Linked DNA regions of Homo sapiens: region 1 is linked to region 2. A link is a loop called in an ENCODE intact Hi-C map of the cell type or tissue named here. Cell type or tissue: HCT116. All regions are shown on one strand. Links, peaks and the distances in the headings refer to the core of each region. The heading gives the core; the rest is flanking DNA.

Evidence for each region. Hi-C counts contacts between places; a loop is a spot of excess contacts. Peaks named below come from ENCODE experiments on the same cell type or tissue, not always from the same donor. Only the 100,000 strongest peaks of a DNase experiment are listed, where the experiment ranks them.
Region 1: a loop joins it to region 2, with 2.0 times the contacts of the local background. A loop is called at or near these places in 10 of 110 quality-filtered maps.

The regions. Positions count from the first base shown.
Region 1 is chr4:81,911,953-81,914,869 of GRCh38, reverse strand. No RefSeq gene overlaps it. Among named protein-coding and RNA genes, the nearest start is that of RASGEF1B, 440 kb to the right of the region's middle. In HCT116, for the core only: a CTCF peak has its summit at 1,334; a DNase peak (open chromatin) is centred at 1,319.
Region 2 is chr4:82,267,450-82,270,366 of GRCh38, reverse strand. All of the region lies in intron 1 of LOC105377308 (a long non-coding RNA gene), which reads left to right. Among named protein-coding and RNA genes, the nearest start is that of HNRNPD, 110 kb to the left of the region's middle. In HCT116, for the core only: a CTCF peak has its summit at 1,587 (motif pointing right); a DNase peak (open chromatin) is centred at 1,596; H3K27me3 peaks cover 1,034 bases.

The sequences.
Region 1 (2,917 bases), core at 117-2,616, 360 kb after region 2:
AACCCTCACTTATGACCTGTGATGAATTGGTTAAAACATGAGCTCTGTGAGTCAGAAAGAATTGGTTTCAATTCTTGGTTCTGCCACTTTGCTATGTGATCTTGAACATATTTGTATAGAGAAGATGATCATACCCACTGGGGTAGCATATGTTAAGGATGAAATGAGATAATATATGTGAAAACACTTATATCCCAGTACCTGGTGCAAAGTAGCCTTTTAATAATTTTGAGGTTCTATATTTCATTGATAGTTTAGAAATTCAAAGAGTAGAAAATTTGAAATTTCAAAATATTAATTCTCAGACAAACACACATGAGTACACACATACACACTTAAATTATGTTAATTCCTGGTGATACATGGGGCAAGTTCGGAGAAGTTCATGTTTAATTTTAGAGAGGTTCATATTTACATATTATTCTTCCACTGTAGAAGTTTGCACTGATGGGAGTACTTGCCTAGCTTTTCAGAATAATGCACATAGTAACTCAGAATACCTTTCTTGATGCCAACTGTCAGAGAAAAAACACTGCAAAAATTCAAAGCATCTAAGAGGTGCTGAAGAGGATTAAAAGAGGCAACGTATGTGGAAGCATTAAGCCCATGCCTGTGTCAACAGTAGCTATTTTTGTTAGAGAAACATTATGTTGATTGAGAAGATGGACAGACCCAGATTCCCACCCAGCTCCAATACTTACCACATAAAAAGAGCTAACATTGATATCGCAAGCCCTGTGCTCCAGGTACAATACGAGCATTTTACGATGAACTCATTTAATAGTCTCAGTGACCTAATGAGGTAGGTGTTCTTGTTTCTCAGGGCTTGTCAGGAGAATACCACACCAATAATTGGAAAAGAGAATCTAACTGGTTAACCGGTTGTAATGTTTTAATGAGGTAATGAAAAGGGTAAAAAGAAGGGTAGAAAGAGAGCTGTAAGGTATCAGGTAGGTAGCAAGCAATTCCAGGGAGCAGCTGCCGTCTCCAGGGCTGAGGGAGCAAAGGAAAGAGCTGGGATTACCAACACTTCCTGGACACTTAGAGGAAGGGCCCCACAGAGCTGAAATTCAGACCTCTGAGGAGGGGGCGGGTGCCAGTATCCCTGAGGGGCACATAATGAGGCTGATTCTGGAAAAAGGAGGGGGCGGGTGCCAGTGTCCCTGAGGGGCACATAATGAGGCTGATTCTGGAAAATCTACAAACTGGCTCGGTGGCTCTGTAGGAAGAAGAAAAGGATGGTACTGCTGAGGCGAAGTTCATAAGAAGCACACGGGAAGGAGCAAGTCCCCTGTTCGTCCTCGGGCTCTGCCCCTCTCGCTAGCGCCCCTACTGGCAGATATTACAAGAAGCAGCTGACTCAGCCGAAATGTGGTTCTCAGAGTTCCAGCCCCAAGCATCACAAAGCAGATAACAGAAACGTGGGCTTGGAGATGAGCGATGATAATTTAGCAACTGGCACAATTATTAGCTCCATTTTTCAGATGAAGAAACCAAGGCACAAATATATTAAGCTACGTTTGTCCAGGGTCATACAGCTAGGAAAAGGCAGCGGCAGAATTTAAACCTAGTCAGTCTGGATCCAAAAGTTTATGCCCTTAACCCCTTAAACAAGTGACTATGGACAGAAACACTTTTCTGACTTTTTTAAAATGGAGACAATACTTCTTAATGTGTAGGGCTGTCGTAAGGGTTAAACAAAACAATATAAAATATGTGCCAATCATACTTCTTGGTACATAGTAGGTTCTCAGTAAATACTAATTCTTGTTAAATATATTTTTCTTGCTTTAAGTATGAGAGGTTCATTTTGCCTTGGTGACTTTATGTGTAGTTTTGAGAGTATCTATATTGACTTTGCCTTGGAGTGGTTCCATTGCCAGTGAGTTGTTTATTTAATTTAATTCCTCCAACTTTACATATTTTAAAGTATTTAAAGTTTTCTGTGTTGGAAAGTAAACAGCAGAGAGAAGTTAATCCTGGAGCTTGATCAATGGAGGCTTTGTTGAGGATTTCCTTAAAACTCAAAATTTATCAGGGGCTATGTCAGAGCACAGAACTGGTCTTTCACTTCAGATTTTAAACAGTGGGAGAAATCATTAAATGTATTCATTCATTATTTAATGCAACAATTATTTATTGGGTGCCTAATTGTACTGGATGCTGTGCTGGCCATCAAGGGTTATATAAACACTGACAAATGGACCCTGCTTTCAAGACTGTTTCTTACAATTTAGTAGTGAGTATGATGCAACATCTCAGCTGCACATTCTCCCTCACTCTTTTTCATCTTGGCAGGTGTGTTATGTGTGTGTGTCTTGCTACATAGATGTAATGCTATCTTGTGGGTAAAATATCTATTAGGCCTACTACCGAGTTGACCTATGTCCAAGGGAGATTAATGGGTGTAGGGAGGTATGAGGGGAGGGCAGCTGCCTCTCCTGAAGGACAGTCATTCATTACTGGGGAAGAGACAAATGTCAAACTAGACACAGGGAATTAGTGGGAAAGGCTGAGAGGCCAGGCACACTGGAAAGCCCTTGGGTCCCTGGTGGTAGGTGGTAAGAAGTATGCATACAGGGATGTGAGAGTTAAAGGGTCCAGGCTGGATGCCATGATGCTTAATGGGCCTTTTTGCTCTAACATGGTTGATAGCTTGGGAGACAGGATCTAGGACAGCCAAGACCTTAGAGTCCTGTTAGTAGGTAACTGTGATAAGATGAGGAACCTCTTTTATATAAGTCAGGCTTCTTAAAAATGGTTTGTTCCCCGTCTATGTTTACTTTCTTTTGTTTAAAAGTGCCAACTGCCTGAGTAGCCCTAAATGAACTAAGCAAAGAGCTTTGTATAGTACTTTGGTCAGAACTCTAAGGGGAAGCTGGCCTTGGAGGTCAGCAAGGTGTAGTGGTGGTGTCCA
Region 2 (2,917 bases), core at 106-2,605:
ATCCATTAAGATGCACATTACATTTTTTTTTTAATTTCTTCCTTTTCTTTTTTTTTTTTTTTTGAGACCAAGTCTCACTCTATCGCCCAGGCTGGAGTGCAGTGGCACGATCTCGGCTCACTGCAACTTCTCCTCTTGGGCTCAAGCGATCCTCTCACCTCAGTCTCCCAAGTAGCTGGGATTACAGGCATGCACCATCCCACCAGGATAATTCTTTGTATTTTTAGTAGAGACGGGGTTTCGCCATGTTGGTCAGGCTTGTCTCAAACTCCTGACCTCAAGTAATGCGCCCGCCTCGGCCTCCCAAAGTGCTGGGATTACAGGCGTGCACCATCATGTCTGGCTAATTTTTGTATTCTTTTTGTAGAGATAGGATTTCATCCTGTTGCCCAGGCTGGCCTTGAACTCCTGGGCTCAAGCAGTCCTCCTGCCTCAGCCTCCCAGAGGGCTGGGATTACAAGCATGAGCCACGGCACCCGACCCACACCTGGGTCTATATTTACAAAACTTTATGGAAGGTATATTAATATAAATAATAAAAAATCTATAAAAAGAGTTATTTGAAGTGTTGGGTGTGTGTGTGGGGAAGGGTGCGTGTGAGATGGGCTGGTCAGGAACACTACAAACCTGTGATTACAGAGTGGTTGTATCAAATATTTCCTTTGACCTTCAGAAATACCATATATCCCAAATCCAAAAACAGTCATTTGCTACCTGAACCTTCTGCACCAGCTACCAATTGTGAAACTCAACATGATGGGCTTCTGTTCTTTGCCTAAATCATGGTGAAAACATTCACACAAAGCCATTAGTTCTCTCTCTCTCTGTGTCTCTCTTTCTTTCGATGAGGTGTCTGTCACCCAGGCTGGAGTGCAGTGGTGCGATCTCAGCTCACTGCAACCTCTGCCTCCCTGGTTCAAGCGATTCTCCTGCCTCAGCCTCCTGAGTAGCTGGGACTACAGGCATGTGCCACCATGCCTGGCCAATTTTTGGGGTATTTTTTTTTTTTGTAGAGACGGGGTTTCACCATGTTGCCCAGACTGGTCTCGAACTCCTCAGCTCAAGCTCGAACTGCCTCAGCCTCGAGTGCTGGGATTATAGGCGTGAGCCACTGCACCGAGCCCAAGATGAATATTTAAGAAAGTCCAGCCTGGACTGTGTGAGGTACCTCTTTATACGTTTAGAGGACATGTTTGAGTCATCATTTAAGGCATATGTTATAGGAATTTTCTAAAATTCTTCGTTTTGAAAAGTGTGTTATATGTCAGTCTCCCCTCACTAGCTTGTAAATTTCCTGAGAGCGGGGACCATGTATTACCAAATCTTTTTATCCTCAGTACCTCACACAGTTGTGGACACAAATTAAGTGGCTGCATTTCATAGTATGAAGTACAATAATTTATTTAATCATTCCCTTCCTGTCTCCACTTTTTTTTTATAATACAAAAGAGGTTGAATTTTCATTTTTTGCTAAGAAGTATAGCCAAATTTAAGACAGCATGTACAAGTGGGAAACATTGCTGAAGGCCACCCAAATGTGGGCATTGTACTATCCTGTGGTTGTTTTAAATGTAGCTGGCATGTGAGAGCCAGCAGAGGGAGCACAGAGCACAGCGTTGAGGGAGAAAGCAGCCTACAGTTGTGCTAGGGAAGAATTGAAGAGGACACTCAGGGATTTTACAGAGGAAGGAAATGAGAGCTGGGAAGAAGGTCATTTCTCATCTTCATTCTTGTCTGCCTTGCTCTCTTTTGTAACTCATTCAGGCTCAGACAGGCTTGTTCTTATCTTTTGTCCCCTGCACTGCAGCTTTCCACAGCCCATTCCTGTCCTTTAGTTAATTACACAAGAAGACCCACAAGTGCCATCATGTTCTCCACGCTGGTTTCTTTTTGGGCCAGCTCAGTTACTTAGCTCAGATGCAGCGGGTAAGTATTGGTGAGATTCCCAGAAAAACACTGAGGAACCCAGGAGCCTTGATCACACATCTGTACTGAATAAAGCCAAGTGGGGACCTGAAGGATGGGAGAGAGGACTGGGCTTAGCTCATCTCTGCACTAGGATTTAAAGAGGCAAATGAAGCCTGGCCAGGGGAGTGCTGTAGGGAGTGGGGTTTCTGGAGAGAGGAAGGAATACCACTTCCTGTTATATTGTCTTGCATAAGCAGATCTGAGGCAAGCACAGAACCACATGTGACATGTCCCCGGTCACAAAGAAGCCAATGTAGACTGGAGTTTCTCAGCTTTTCCTGTGCAATACTAGAGTGTTAATAGGTATTCTGTAAGAATAAGATTTGTCATCAAATGTGTGTGTGGATTGAAAAAATTAAACAGTTTTCTTTACTGTGGGAGTCCTTAGGTCCTTCATTAGGCATGTTAATATAGTTGGTGAAATTCTGATAGAAGGGGCTATGCTATGTGGGCTTTCCCAGCTTATGTGGACTGAATTTATTTTATTTTATTTTATTTTAGAGACAAGGTCTCACTATCTTGCCCACACCTGAACTCCAGTGCTCAAGCAATTCTCCCACCTTAGTTTTTTGAGTAGTTTGGACTATAGGTGCATGTCGTCATGTCTGGCTTAATTTTTAATAGATGGTATCTTACGAGATGAGTATACTATGAATTACATTTTGGAAAGTGTTGAAACAGATTTGCCTAATGTTTAGGAAATTAGGTCATTAAACCATGAAATACAGTCGTAACACTTTCAAAAGGGCACTGTCTTCTAAGGTCTCCCGTGGCTTTTCATTCCCAGGGAGGTGTGGAGGGGTAGGATGGTGAAGGGAGGCATATCAGAATCCTGAGTGGGGCTTTTTGAAATCTCTTCCTCTCAGTTATTTCAATAACATTCTTACTATCTCTTCCTCATAGTTGAGGACCTTTTGAATAGTGAGCCACTGCTATTACTGGAAATGAT